Linked DNA regions of Homo sapiens: region 1 is linked to region 2. A link is a loop called in an ENCODE intact Hi-C map of the cell type or tissue named here. Cell type or tissue: PC-9. All regions are shown on one strand. Links, peaks and the distances in the headings refer to the core of each region. The heading gives the core; the rest is flanking DNA.

Evidence for each region. Peaks named below come from ENCODE experiments on the same cell type or tissue, not always from the same donor. Only the 100,000 strongest peaks of a DNase experiment are listed, where the experiment ranks them.
Region 1: it touches region 2 in a loop (1.9-fold over the local background); 2 of 110 quality-filtered maps call a loop at or near these places.

What each region holds. Positions count from the first base shown.
Region 1 is chr6:77,360,103-77,368,453 of GRCh38, forward strand. No RefSeq gene overlaps it. Among named protein-coding and RNA genes, the nearest start is that of HTR1B, 99 kb to the right of the region's middle. In PC-9, for the core only: no CTCF peak of the experiment used is centred there; no DNase peak of the experiment used is centred there.
Region 2 is chr6:77,288,089-77,296,384 of GRCh38, forward strand. All of the region lies in intron 1 of LOC101928570 (a long non-coding RNA gene), which reads right to left. Among named protein-coding and RNA genes, the nearest start is that of HTR1B, 170 kb to the right of the region's middle. In PC-9, for the core only: no CTCF peak of the experiment used is centred there; a DNase peak (open chromatin) is centred at 4,873.

The DNA of each region.
Region 1 (8,351 bases), core at 173-8,172, 72 kb after region 2:
AAAAAAAACACCATTCCAAATTGATTGGGTTGTATGGTCACTGCTCAGAGTAGGGACTGATATAACTTGTGTGGTCTATCTATTCAGTTATGTATGTGAATCGTATTATGAGAAAAATCTACCAAACTGGTGAAATGACATGTCAGAGGCTACCCTTTCCCATGTGTTTCATGTAATGAGCAGTTTAGAAGGAGGTTGATCAGGGATCTGTACTTCTGTGCACTGCATCTGCATTTAGGCAGGAAAAAGAAAGTGAGGCAAAAGACAAAGTCAAATATTTTCTTCACATGACTTTGCCAGCTTTATTCTGGAAGTACAGTCCTCTTCAGGTGCTTCTGAAATCCCCTTAGCCAGAACTGTCACATAATCGTAGCTGGAGAAAGGACAGGCATTCAAGTACTGTTTTGGCATTGGCAGAAAAGAGCAATACTGAAGCAGGAACAAATCATGCTTCAGGTGGAAAATAGAGCTTAAACAAATTTCATCTCATTTGGGGCCCAATGGGATCCCAAGCCCAACTTGTGTTAAAATCTTGCTTTTTTCAAGAATGTAGATAAAAAGATAAACTTCTGAACCAGCATTCACTAATGGAGTTAAGAATATTTTGATAAAGCTAAGAAAAGCCTCTTGAGCACCCCGTATCAAAATAATAAACAAAAATACTATACATCTCTGTGGGAGTCACCACTAAAGACTGGAAAAAATAGGCATGATGATTGCTAACATATCACCATTTAACTTGACTGGCATGTGCAGACAGAGGACTCTTGGAAATTTTATGTAATCAACATAAACTTAATCAGGTAGTGATTCCAATCACAGCTGCTATCCCAGAAGGGGACTATTTCCTAGGAAATCACCACAGTTCTGGATACCTGATATGTATTTATTGATCTGACTCTTTTTTTTCCACTTCCATCTGAGTTAGAAAATCCTAGAAGCTATTTATTTTCACCTGACAGGTACAGCTGCACACACCCAGCATACTACAGCAGGTTTTTACTAGCTCTTCATAACTGGACCACAATTTAGTCCACAGGATGCTTGATCATCCCACAGTCTCCAAGGCATCATTCTGATCTTCTTTGGTCATTACATCATGCTCAGAAAATGTAGCGAAACAGAAAATGAAACTACAGATGCCTTTGTAAGACAGGTGTCAGAAAGTAGGTGATACATGGCACTAGCCAACTTAAGTAAAGCTAATGGCCAAGGAGTCCAAGGCATGTTTCCCATTTTTCTTAGCCTGTGTCATTTCATAAAGCAGAGTCTGATGCATGCAGGTAGTTTATTTAGGAAGTGATCCAAGGAAACAGAAGTGAAGGACTTGGAAAAGTAAAACAAGAAAGGAAAGAGAACCATTTTATTGAGTCAGTCAATTCACCTTAGACCTTCTAAGTTGTAGAGAATGTGCCTCTGAACTCTTTCCCTAAGGAATAGAAAGAGAACAATTTATTCACCAGCTCCATTTCCCTTTGGTCAACGTATGTAGTTGTGAAGTCATGAAATTGTGAAGTCATGAAATCTGAGTATGTTTCCACTGGGTTCCATGCCATATGGTGAGAGTTGCCACAGGACAGGAAGTAAGAAATATATGGTACTGTCCTGCTTTCTGTGGAGCTCTGAAATATACCTCAAAATTATCTGCTTGGGCATATATTGAGCATTGTCCAGCCCCAATTATTTACAGACTGCCCATAAGGCGTGCTATAGTTTCAGTGTTTTTCCCCTTCAAATCTTATGTTGAAACTTGATTCCCAATGTCAGAGATGAGGCCTACTGGGAGGTGTGTCTATCATAAGGGTGGATCCCTCACGAAAAGACTAATACCTCCCTTTGGGTTTGAGTTCTCACTATATTAGTTCCCTCAAAAGCTGGCTGTAAAGAAAGCCTGGAATCTTCCTCCTCTCTTTTGCTTCCTCTCTTCTCATGTGATCTTCACACATCAGTAGGCCTCTCACCTTGTACCATGCATGGAAGCAACTTGAGGCCCTCACTTAAAGCAGATGCTGGTGCCATGCTCATTGTACATCCTGAAGAATCATGTGCCGAATAAACACCTTGTCCTTACTTGTCCTTATGATGTCCCAGCCTCATGAATTCCTTTATAGCAAAACAAAATAGACCGACAGAAAATTGGTACTAGGAGTGGGGTTTCACACTGCCAGTGGCTCTATAATTATGGGGTCTAGAGTACACTGGCCCTGCTCTCACAGCTCCACTAGGTACTTCCCTAGCAGAGGCTCTCTGGAGTGGCTCTGCCATGTGAAGCTTTTCAATGCATCTTTTAAAATCTAGACTGAAGATGCCAATCATCCACCACTCTTGCATTCTGGGTGCTTGCAAATGTAACACCACATGGATGCCACTAAATCTTATGGCTTGTACCCTCTGGAGTGGCAGCCTGATCAGTACCTGGAGTCATCTGCAGATAGAGCCAATGTGACCAGGATGCAGGTAGCAGCATCCTGAGGTGGTGCAGAGGGCAACAGAGCTACAGGCAGCATCCTGAGGTGGTGCAGGGCAACAGAGCTACAGGCCTCTTTCTTGAAACACTTCTATTCTCCTAGACCTCTGGGTCTTTGATGGGAAGCACATCCTCAAAGATTTCTGAAATGCCTTTGGGGTCTTTTGCTCATTGCCTTGACTGGTAGCACCTGGCTCCATTTTATCTGTGCTATCTAGCAAGTGGTTGCTTTATAGCACCCTTGGATTCCTTTCCTGAAAACTTTCTTTTCTTCTCTACCACACGACCATATTGTAAACTTTTTTTTTTTTAATTTATACACTCTACCTCTCTTTTAATTATAAGTTCCACCTTTAGGTCATTGCTTTGCTGCCCTTTCTTATCATAAGCTGTTATAAGTAATCTCACCACTTCTTAAACGTTTTAGTGCTTAAAAATTTCTTCCAGATACCCTGGATCATCACTCTTAAGTTCAGCTTTCCACAAAACCCTAAGGCATGAACACAATGCAGTGAACTTCTTTTCTATGGTATAACAAGGGTTACCTTTTTTGGGGGTGGGGGTGGGGGCAGGATGGAGTTTCGCTCTTACTGCCCAGGCTGGAGTGCAGTGGCACGATCTTGGCTCACTGCAACCTCCACCTTCCGGTTTCAAGCGATTCTCCTGCCTCAGCCTCCCGAGTAGCTGGGACCACAGGCATGTGCCACCACGCCCAGCTAATTTTTGTATTTTTAGTAGAGACGGGGTTTCATCATGTTGGTCAGAATGGTTTCAATCTCTTGACCTCGTGATCCACCTGCCTCGGCCTCCCAAAGTACTGGGATTACAGGCGTGAGCCACTGTGCCAGGCCAAGGTTTACCTTTTCTACAGTTCCCCAAAAGTTTCTCATTTCCATCTGAGACCTCATCAGCATGACCTTTACTACGTTTCTATAAGCATTTTGTCACAACCACTCAACCAGTTTCTAAGATGCTCCAAACTTTGCTCATCTTTTAGTCCTCTTTTGAACACACCAAACTCTTCCAACCTCTGCCCATTACCCAGTTCTAAAGCTGCTTATACATTTGCAGGTATCTTTATAGCAACACCTCACTTCTTAGTACCAATATTTTGTTTCTATATGAGACGTTTTATTTAAAATTTTATATAAAGCTTCCAGAAAGCATTTACCTTGCAAATTCTAACTCAAAGTAGAAGATACAGTATTTGGTGAAACTCTTTCCATTTTCAAGATAACAAATGGCACATTTGGATATGTTGTTACAACCCATTTGTTGAATGACCCAAAGGCTGCCAGCTTTGAATGGGTCTTGAACAAAAGACGGCTCTCTGCTATGACTGATATGACTAGACCACAGATGCAATGTTCTTGAAATATCTATGCCAGATTGTGATGCTGAATAATGACTCTTGCATTTTGGTAAAAAATTTACAGCAGATGTCCCTAAAGTTTGAAAGTAAATATTCTTTTGATAGGCAGCTTTTGCCTTGCTTCTAAGCTCCAATAAAAATGGAATGCTTAACTTCTAGGAGAGAATCATGAACCTGAACTACCTTTATTAACTGGGTATTATCTTATCAAGCCTCACAACTGTGATGTCCTCAGCAGCATACAAAGTGAATGTAGTGTATATGAGAGTGAGTATAGGTAGGTGCTAAATGCACAAGGGAGTTTCATAAGCAGGTTTCTCCTGTGAATGTTGTGCCTAAACTTCCACTGCCAACCCAGTCTTGACCCCTACTTTGGGTTTGATGGGGTTCCCTATGATCAGATAATTGAGAAGAAAACATTTTAGCCAGTTATTCAGGTTTCTTGGCAGGACACAGTGGCACTTGATAGAAGTAGATTTATGTGGCGGTCCCGCTTATGTGACCATGAAGGGCACACTGATGTCAGAAAATATTAATGGTAACCAGAAATTCCAATAGTCATTGTTGTGATTCATTGATTCCTGGGAAATAGTCTGGTAGATAACCAAGAACTTGGAAGGAATAAGACTGGATGATTGAAGACAAGGTGGTTTGAGAACAAGATATGTAGTAGACTGGGTCTTAAATGTAGGAATATTTTTATACTATGTGAATGTTTTCTAAAAATGTTTCTACTGCAAATGAGGCTTTCGATAATCAAATGGATATAATGATCTGCTCTGTGGATATTAATCCACCTCATTGTACAGCCAACTCAGTGAGTGTTCATTAAGCTTATTAGCAAGCGGTCCATGTTGAAAAGAACAGATGTTATGCATGGGCTCAATAGATTTTCCCTCTCCAAGACTGACCTGGCGACTAGTACAGTTGAATGTTCAATTTGCCAATAGCTGTGTCTGACCTGATCCTTTAATAAGTAACAAACCCTAGGGGATCAGTCAGCCAGCTAGTGGAAGGTTAATTATACTAGACTTTTTTTTTTCATAAATGAGATAGCAATTTGTCCTCGCTGGAATAGATACTTCATACAAATTTTGATTTTTTTTTCTCAGTTTGCTAATCTTCTGATAGTAATACCATCTGCAGGCTTTATTCAATTCCATATGAAGCATCATGATATCACACTCAAAATTTTTATGACCTAGGAATTTATTTTTCAGCGAAATAAGTAACTAATCTTCTAACTTTAATATGCTTTTTATGCTCATTTTATTGCTTTCAATGCTCAAATTTTATTTTCTTTCTGCAAAGCATCTTTGCTATCTCTTCAAGAGATATTTTCTGGAATCAAATATGCTATTTAGCCAAATAAATATAGAAATATGATAAAGGCAACAAGCATGTTAAAACATGCATTAAGTTTCCTTGGCTCATTGAACATTTGTCCTTATAAAGGTAATGAAATGTACAGTGAAAAGCTTGTAGAAAGTCTCAGAAAAATTTTAGCTATCTTCAAATACCAGGGTATGGCAAATTCCCCACTGGGATTCTGATGCATAGGCATGAGTCTTCCCAGAGGTCACAAGAATATTTTGAACATCATTTCCTTAAGATGTTTGCTATGGTAATAAAATGAATAGAACTACTGAGAGATCCAGAAGCTATTAAAAATATGATTTTTTATGCAGATGGTATATCATAGACTATTAATATCAATATATAGTTTCACCATCATTTCCTAAAGAAGCACAAAACTTAGCAACAATAGTTTAGAATTCTTGTGAACATACATGTAGCTAAATTGTAAACCACAGGATACATATGTTAACAGAAATCTTATTTTATTATCAAATAAAATGCACTAACCATAATTTTTTAAAAAGGAAAAAAACAGTTTTTCTCAACTGCCCATTATTTGTAAAACTCATAAAACAAGTTATCTTCTCTTTTCTCTGTCTTGCTATGGGGAGTTGGAAAACATGATACATTAAAACCATGAAAATTTGTGCCATATATTGCTAAAATGTATTCATTTGATTGCTGAAATGGTTTGGATGTCTTGTCCCCTCCAAATCTCATGTTGAAATGTGACCTCCAATGTTGGAGGTGGGGCTTAATGGGAGGTATTTAGGTCATGAGTGTAGTAGGTCCCTCATGAATATCTTGGTGCTGTCCTCAACATAATGAGTGAGTTCTCAGTCTGAGTTCATACACAATCTGGTTGTTTAAAAGACTGGCACCTCCTTCCTCTCTCTCTTGCTCCCTCTCTCTTGCTCCTTCCCTTGCCATGTGACATGATGGCTCCTCTTCACCTTCCACCACGACTGTAAATGCCCTGATGCCCTCATCAGAAGCAGATATCAGCACTATCCTTCATGTACAGCCTGCAGAACTGTGAGCCAAATAAACCTCTTTTCTTTATAAATTACCCAGCCTCAGGTCTTTCTTTCTAGCAGTGCAAATGGACTAATATAATTGCACAGAACTATTCTTTTTATCGAACTTCCCATAAAAAAGCTTGTAATTGCTCAATTATTCTCTTATAATGATTTCACACTTCTGTAAGTATACATACCATCCATGTGCTTTAACTGTGAACTTTCTGTACTATTTCTAAAACAACCATATGCATTTGAAGCATATGTTAATTTAAAAAGATTAGCAATATGTATATTATGCATTAAACAACCAAATTCCATTACTGCTCTGTCACTGTTTCTTCATGAAGCCAAACACACAGTTGATTCAATATATTATACACATATAAACGTTTACCTATACAAGTGGCTGGTATTACCTAGGCCTTTTTTGGATTGTTTCATTAGTTTGGTATGTTAATAGAATAAAAACAGAACTTTTTTCACTTTATCACTTTAGGCAAAACATGCTCTCAGATTGTTACGGTTCACTGAATGAATTATTATATTTTTCTTTCCCTAGGACATCCATAGTGCAACAATGAAAGCAGATATTCTGAAAGAAGTCACAGCTGAAGGTAGGCTGGTTAGGAATGGGAAAGGAGTAGCTGGGAGGTTGGAGGGATAACAGAGAAAGTTCCAAAGGTTGATTATAAACTACCAAGATAACGGGCAATTATGTGTCAGATTGGGGTTTTAATATTAGCTCTGACATAATTTACCACCTTGAGGTTAGGGAAATGTTTAATCTTTGAATAATTAGAATGTATCATTACATCAAATGTAACAAATCTCAGTCCACCAACTATAGCAAGCAAAAAGTGGCATACATTTAAGACAACAAATGCCCTAGTTTGTGGAAGAAAAACCACTGGACCCAAATTCTACATGTTTATGTTAAAGTTGATATATCGTTATATCAGTCCCTTTGACAGTAATCTAGCAATCTAAGAACTAATTGAATCTTCTGTCATTAGACTCCAGATCTGTTGACACTTTGGGCCATATAATTCTTTGTTGTAGGGGACCATCCTCTGCATTGTAGACAGCTTAACAGCATATTTGGCTGACATGCACTGGATGCCAGCAGGATCCCCCTCCTTGCCCTTGTGAAAAGAAAAAGTGTCTCCAAACTTTACCAAGTATCCCCTGGGGGCAAAACTTCTCATTGTTGAAAATCACTGCATTAGACATATTGAGACAATCTTAATCTGGTCAATTGTGTTGACACAAACTGTTAGAGGAAGAATAATTATTAACATTTGTGTCTAGTCAACTGATCTGGTCACATAAATTCTGTATGTGAATTCATTTTGTTTACCACCAAAGCACAAAGACTTTTCAGATAACTTTAAATAATATTGTACAAGTATAGGGGTTCAGAGGAGCAAGTGAATAATTAAATTTACCTAGAATGTGGAGAAATTGGGTTTGGAATATTCATGACACTAGTTCTATTTCTAATGTTTAGTGACTACCATTGAATAATTTATGTCTTATTATTAGAACACCAGGAGTTATGACACATATTTTTTGTGAAGTTTGCCAACTTTGGACTTTTCAAGCATCAAAATTCAACTCTGTATATTTATAGCTAAACTAGGAACCAGGAAATTTAGATGATTTGGCCATGTCCATAAAGTCACTTCACTGCAAAACAGGAATTGTGGTCTGATATTCTGGCAAATACTTTGATCTTATTTCCATGTACAATAATATTTCTCAAAGATTAGACAGTGGTAGGGTAATGAGAAGCCATTGATGAAGTATAAATTGATCCCCAATTCAACACTTTTATTTCATTCTTTGGAGCAAGTGATATTCACTTCCTAATATTTCCTTTTTGTCTTAGGTCTGAAATGGTTACTTGCTTTTAATACTTAAAATTGGCATAAAGAACCACTAAATTAGGTATTCATTTTTAAAAAGTGTTGTGTACTACTAGAGTTTATTGAAAACTTCAATTTAGCAACCTACTAAACTGTCCTCATAAATATAATATTTGTTAATGTTGCAAACTCCTAATTATGCAAGTTTTTAAATTCTTACAATTTGGAGAAAGAGTACTTTGTTCTCAAGGCACCCTGTTTTTCCC
Region 2 (8,296 bases), core at 297-8,296:
TTTGTTGTTATCACAATTAAACTCTTCGTTTTGTTCAATATTCTATAGACTTGGTTTTGATATCCTTGACAGTTTTGATAAGTGCTGGCTAGGTATTTTGTAGAATGCTCCTCTGTGGGAATTTGTTTGATGTTTTTCTTTTGTTTAAATTGGATTTGTGGGCGTTTTCTTCAGTGAAGGGTAGAGATCACAGAGATCAAGCGTCATTTTTATTACCTCACTCACACAAGATCATATCAACATGAATTATTATTTACAGCATTAACTTTTAATTCCCTGGCTGAACTAGTACCGATCAGGATTCTCCACTGTAGGTGACTCTTTTCTTGCCCTTTCCATATTCTGTTTATTCACTTTCTATAGCATACTTTTTGAAAGACAATCACTTAAGAAGTGGGGATTTATGTTACTCCTCCTTTAGAGAAGAATATCAATATAAATTATTTGAAATTATTCGACATAGGAGATTTGTATATTTTCCTCTATTTATTTATTTATTTATTCAATCATTTGCATATGTGTCTATGGATTTATGAATATTTAATTTATACTTTGGGCTATAGTCCAACACTACATTATTTATCTTGTTACTCAAATTCTGCCAGCTTTGACAATCACGGACTATTTCAGTTTGCTCCTGTGTACTTTTGATATACCCACTCATTGTGGGGTTTGATTTTTTAGTTCACCATATTCACCATACTGTCTGGCTCTAAAAGATGCTCTAGACTTATCTCATAAATTTTCTTCTCCAGTGCTAGACCACTCATTTGTTTAAGAAGCCATGACATCTTTTATTGGAGAATAGTATTAAAAATAAAGATCTGTTCCATAAAAACACATCGCCTTTGGAGTAACATTGCTTCTTTGCTGACAGAGCAAGAACATGTCAGTTTCTGTAATTCAATTTCAAAAAACTTTTGAGATAAAAATTGTGCCCTGTGTCAGTTTGCTTGAAGAATACTCTGAGATTGCAAGGTATTATATCTTAACTTTTTTCATTTTCAAAAAAAAACATGTACCTGGTTGACTCAGCCTTTTCATAATTTTATTTAACCAAAAAATGTAAAGCATAACTATATACTGTGATTAATATAATTCTGAAACTATAATCCATAACCATGAATTTAAAATGGCTACATTCATTAAATTATTTTTACTGATTCGCTTACTTTAAAAATCATAATTATCCTGAACTTTAATTTTAGAAAATAAATGAATACAAATTTCACTGATATCTTTTCATAATCATATTTTTGCATAAGATTTATTTGACAATGGGTATGATCTAAAAAAAAGTTTGAAAACACACAAATGATCAAGAGAATATCCTAGGCTATTTTGGACTCAGAGTAAATTTTTATTAACACTTTACTTTGTTTATAATCTTCTCTCCCTGAGGAGAACATTAAACCTCTATACCTACAGTTGTGGAATCTTGAATTGGCTAGATGCACTAAATGTGAGTGTGATTTAAACTATTTTATTTTTGTATAAGTTTGTCTTGTGTAACTAAACCAAAATCTCTGTGAAAGTTGAAATATATTATATTTCTATTTTGTGTGTGTGATCCATTGTTCTTGTCACTCAATTCAATTGAAGAATGAAGAAGAGTCCATATGTATACATTGTATAGAATTGTCCTAGAAGTAAACATATCTTAAAATAGATTTCATAGTAGGAAATAAATGGGAGCAAGAAAATCTCATTTTTTTTCTTTCTCTATGTCAACTTGCACAAAGTTGACTATTGTTTCTGGAAACAATAAATAATAACATTTACAAGTCTAACACATCCTCATGTAACCAAAGATAAAGACACATATTTCTCTTAACATCCCCAGATAGCTACATTAGCAGACTCAAGCTATGGTAGAATATGAACCCTTGGAAACACCTTATTCCATGAAGACATTCAGTACTTGTGTCGCTAATTTACCAGCGCTCAAGTATAAATGACAACGCAAGTAGGCCGCTCAGAAATTTTAAAAACAAATAAATTAGAGTCTAAAGTTTCAGACACAGTAGCTATATCATAGTCTGGGGAGAAACCCAAAATAGAGAAGAACCAGTGACAGAGATCAGAGTGTAGAAAATCTGGATATGGTAAATTACAGACCCTCGCACTATCACTGAAATTTTTCCCTCCAATGGAGATATATTTTCTCAGCTATTCATCTTGCCACATACGTACTCCTTTCCTCTCACTCCCTCTCCAAATATAAAAAAAAAAAAAAGAAGACCACACAAGGTCAAAATTATTTGCCTGTTTTTCCTGATTTCTGCCTAACATTCTCTTCTTCTTTTTCCTAGGAAACAAAGGGGAAATGGGGAAGGTGAAATCTCATTTTCCTGGAAAGTGGACGATTCTTTCAGATTATTGCACTGAAGACAGAAAGTAACTCAGATGCTATTTCTGCTTTCTAAGCAGCATTTGCAAAATGAAATGGAGGATGTAAAGTGGGATACTTTCAGATTCTCTCTTTAATGTGTTCAGGGTCCCAAAGGATTCTGACTCACCTGAATCCATTGAGTATGTTTTCTTTGATTAAGGAGATCCAGAGCCACACTTATTAAAAAGCCTCTGCCATTATCCTTGCCAAGTACTTTTATTCCTTTGCCATCAGTTTAGGGACCAGGAGTTTCTTGTCCCCAAAGACAGTTTTAGAGACACCAAACTTCTGTTTTATACAGTTATCTCTTTAAAGTGTCTTCAACACAGTATATGTCTTCTGATTATAGTATTAAATAATGTTTACTTTTATTGTGTAGAGATATAAAATTACAAGCAATGCCTAATAGGCATACTGAACAGAGAGTTCTCTAACTGAATGGCTATCACATGTATTTACTTCCTACCAATGTGCACAGTAATCTAGTAATCATTGTAATCAGTGGACACAGTCATCCATTTCCCCCTCTTAACAGGAAGTCCAGTTCAGGCTGTTGGTACTCCCTAGAATTCTCTTTTCTCTTTTTCCTGTTGTTTTCTCTCTTTCTATCACATTACCCTCTGTTATAAAGGAAGCGAGATCATTTCTGACCTAATCTCCAGGTGTAAATTTGCTAATACTATGACAATCTTTTCATTTTGTTCAGGGGAATGTGAAATGTAGAGAACGTTAACATTTTGCCAAATCATATATATATATACATATATATATACACACACACACACACACAGACACACATCATATATGTATATATGATATATATATGATATATGTATATATGATATAGGTATATGTTAGATGATATATGAATATATATACACATATATGTATATATATATTAGTTACTAGAAAATTATCAGATTAGATTTTTTTAATATAATTTTTAAATTATAACTAATGAAACTAAAAGTAAATAATATAGAGCTGATGAGAATAAAGACTGGAATGAATTATATTGCACAAATAGTAAATAAAATCCAGTTTCATTGGACAAAATATACTTCAAGGAAAAGTTATTGATGGGAAATCAGAGATACAAATAACATTAATAAAAAGAAACAAGAATGATATAAAATACTCACTATACATTTATTAGATCACAAACAAAATCTCATGAATTTTCTCCAAAAAATCAGTATCATAGAGTCCATGTTCACTGCCTGCAATTCAGTGTGATTAGAATTCAAAACAAAATGTTTGCTAAAATATAACATTCAAAAGCTAAAATGTTAACTTTAAATAATTCATAAGCTAAAGTGGAAATCAGGAAGACATTACAAAATATTTAAGCTTGAAATAAACCAAAAGTACAATAAAATGCTTGAGTATTACAAAATTAGGTAAGAACAATATTTGAATGTTAAAAGGCATTTGAAGAACAAAATTTTCAATTCTAGTGATTAGACATAAAATCAGCAATAAAATAAGCCCATTTAATCACAATAAGGATATAATTATAAAGAAGAGTAGTGATTGAAATATGAAAATATATTTTAAAAAGAAATAAAGTTAATTAAAAAACGAGATGGAGAAAACAGTAACTGCAAAAACTCCTGGCAAATATGATTAAATAGAGTCAATCTATCCAGCTTCGTAGAACCTACATTGTAAGTGAAGTAAAATAAAATATCTAGTAAATAAGCCCTTGATTTAACTGTTCTTTGTATTCAAACCACAGCCTTTGCCCTTGGCAGGGCATGAGGTGAGACAGAAGAGCAAGTTCATTGCCTCTGTTTCTAACCAATTTTGTGTAAAGTTCACTGGACGTTATTTTACAAGTGACTGTATTGATAGATGCTTGCTTTTTAAATTCTTTCTACAGGTATTTCAGAAGGCAGTCTAACTAAGTGGAGATATAAACTCCCTGTTTCATACTCCATTTGGTTTCCAACACCTGCTCTCAGAAAAGAAGCTGATATTAACCATAGTGTTAAAAAATTTTATTCTACTCAAGGATAGCTCATGCAAAATTTGACTTCTATCAGTGGCATAAAAGGTTCAGATATAGTGAGGTTCAGGACAAGGCGGGGAGGTGTGCCTCACTCAAGGGAAATTATAATATACATGCAGACACTGGTTTATCTGGGCTAAGCCCAGAGTCACTGCCTCCTTCCCTAAAATGTGTCTCCAGGCACTCTCCACAAACTCAAAGACTATGGCCTTAAACTTGTCATGGTCTATCTCATCAGTTAAGAGTCTAATTAGTATTTGGCCTTTCTAAAGTCTATTAGGCAATTCTCTTAGAACACTCTTACACAAAGTCATTTTTGTTCTAGTTATCATCGGTTTTTGTTTCCGTTAACATCTTAGGAAGACCTTATGCTCATAACATTCCAGGAAATACTTTATGCCTCCCAGCAAAATTTGTTCTTTTATGGTTATTGAAGGACCTCTTAGCAAAGAAAATAAAGTAGATGACTAAGTGCAAAACATTCATTAAAGTGTTCTTCAAACATGTTTTGTATGAAAAAAATGATTTGGCTATAGAGAATGATTGGTATGTCAAGAATTTCATTTCAGGCAACAATTTTGTTATTAGAACAAGCTTCAGTTGTCTACACGTTGGTTTTGTTCAGAAGATGTAAAGCAAGATAAATAGAAAAGAGAACTTCGAATGCTGTTATCTGCCATGCAGGTCTTCCTTTGTAAGTACAGATAACAACAGTGCTAATATTTTTTTTCATTTCCTTGGGTGCTAAATCTCCTTCTCACTGCCCACGATGCCCTTTACACCGTAGCCACTGCTCCAGCAGCTCCAGAGACCTGAACAAATAATCAAGCCATTTGTCTCTTGGGAGGAAAAAATATACTCTTATCTTTAAACTCAGTTTCTTGCATGTCTTGCAAGGAATGACTGAAGTCTAAAGTGTTTCTTATAGTCCAGGATGCCTCAAGAATGAGTCATTTAAAATAGAGGCATTTTATCCTGCAGCCAGTTCTCTAGATAGGTGATTGCTTAAGAAACAATAGAAGGGGGAATGTTGGGAGTAGCTAAGTTCACATGTGTGCAGCAATACACTGCTGTCCCTAAGTGAAGACCCAGAGCTGGATTTCATGTGATGCTCCTGCAGCCCCACAAGATAAATGTAACTTCTGCATGCAGATTACAGTTTTACAGGCATGTATATGTATTCCATCAACAACTCTGGAATTTTCACAAGTGAAGCATTTCTTGCTCTCCTTACATAATTGCCAAGTATCATTTAAAAATACATCCCAGCATTTGAAATACAGAATTTCCATGACAGAAGAGACAGGTCATCATGGTTAAATGATATGATAAAAAGTGTCCCAATTCAAAAGTGAGAAAACCTGAATGTTAATTATAACCTTCTTAGGGTCTCCCATCTACAAAGAAGAGATAGCATCTGCACACCATGGGTGTTATAAAAATATAAGGAGTGGGTATAGGAAAGGGCACTTTGAAAAACATGGACTGTTATAAAAGCAGTGACACCCAAACTTCAGTGTGCATCAAGATTTGTTAAAACATAGATTTCTGGGTTCTAGTCCCAGGATTTCTGACTCAGTGGGTGTGGGTTAGGGCTGAAAATGTGCATTTCTAAAGTACCAGGTGATGCAGATGTTGCAGGTCTGGGTAGCACACTTTGAAAATAACTGATATAAATCAATTGCTTTCAAGCTACATTCAACAAAGCCTGAGAACCCTAGGGGGTATCTAGAGGGTCTCACATAAGGGTCAGCCAAGAAATGTTTCAATGGGCAAGGCTGGAGTCTCCTGGTTCAGCGTTTCACTCTCAGCCTGGACCCCCACGAATCTCTGCTTCAAACACAGTAGCTAGTCATGCTTTTTTTTTATATTTGCCATTATTGGGGCTATAGGTAATACTCTATTTAAAAGAAGTGTTAAAATAATGGATTTGAAAAAAGTTTATCAAAGTGATAACACAATGAACTGTACATCTTTTATATCTTATCAAAATTGTAATGGTGTTTATAAATTATCTGAGTAATTTGATCAAACAGAATACCCGAATTAAATATTATGACCTCAAAATCTGAAAGTTTTGAGTTTGCCTCATTTATCTTTCTTTCCCTAAGTATTTAGGACATTCTAAATTGTTTTAAGTAGGGATGTTGAGGCACTTCTGCAGAAATGGCTATTTCCATATTTGGGGCAAGAAATGTACAAGACAAGCCTGGGAAATCTTAGTTTACCAGGAAGAAGAGTTTTCAAATGACTAGTCAGAGTCATGACATGCAACCTAGGAACCAACATGAAGGGCCTGCTACTAGTAATGTTGGACTAATTTTGTTATTAAAATAATATTGATTGCAATTGATTAAAATAAATCATATATAAAATTACTGTATTGTTAAATTATTTTTTAAAAGTCCCTATTGGACAGCATTGCTGACTACTAGTGCACCAATTCATTAACATTAACATTGAAAAATAAAGGAAAATGTTCAAGCATTTATTCTATAATTACTAAATGGCTTGATTTTCAGAATAACCAATAGAAAGTGAGGAAAAATTGTTCTTTATAGAAAAGGTTCAGCTTAAAAAATGCAAGAAGCATGATAGAATTAGAAAATCACCCAAAGTAAGCTAATGGCCCCAAGACATAATTATTAAATGGATTCTAAAGGTATTAAGTGAAATGTTAATGAGAAACTTTGTGGTATAAATTAGGTTAACCCCACCTGTACCCACTGATCAACTTCAGCATTCACTAAAAACACAAGAACAAGACATTGTGTTTCAAGATATCCTTCAAGGGGAAGTTGAAAGCATCCACCCATATGGGACGTATTTTTGCCAAATAATGTGTCTGAATCTAATCACTCCTCCACATCTAACTACAAGTTCACGGAGAATAGAAGAAAAATTAATTACATCAAAGGAAATGCTCATCCAAACGTGGAAATTGAAGCATTCCATTGAATAAGAGAACTGGTTTCTCCAACATAGCAATGGCATCAAAAGTAGGGTGTGGGCTGCACATTTGGAGTTGAAACAGAAACAAATCACAACAATGAGAACTTAATTTGATTCTAATTTGACAAACAATTATCTATAATCATATGTTTGTGGAAAATTGGAAATATTTTAATATAGACAAGATGTTGGGTATTAGTAATGGAATATTATTAATATATGTGATGATGGCATAGGAATTATATATACTCTTAGAAACCATTACGGGCCCCAAAGAGCGGAGTTGTTAAATTTTTTTAATTGACAGATGAAATTGTATGCATTTATTGTGTCCAATAGGATGTTTTGAAGTATAGGTACATTGTGGAATAGTTAATTCTAGGTAATTAGCAAATGTATTGCCTCACATAGGTATTACTTTTGTAATGAGAAAACTTACATTCATTCTCTTTGCATTTTTTAAGAATAAAATATATCATCATTAACTATAATCACCATGCTTTCATAATAGAGCTCCTGGCCTTATTTCTCCTACTTTACTGTAATTATCCATCTTATGACCAACTTCTCTCCATTGTCTCCTTCCTGCCAACCACCCCAGCCTCTGGTAAATTCCATTCTATTTTCCTACTTTTATGAGATGAACTTTTTAAGACTCTGTGTATAAGTGAGATCATGTGGTATTTGTCTTTCTGTGCCTGGCTTATTTCACTTAACGTAATACCCTCCAGATTCTTCCATATTGTTGTAAATGACTGGACTTTATTCTTTTTTATGGCTGAATAGCATTCCATTCTGTACACATACCACATTTTCTTTACTCATCTGTTGATGGACATTTAGGTTGATTCCCTATCTTAGCCATGGAGAATAGTGCTGCAATAAACTGAATGTGCATGTATCTCTTTGACAACTGATTTTATTTCCTTTGAATAATACCC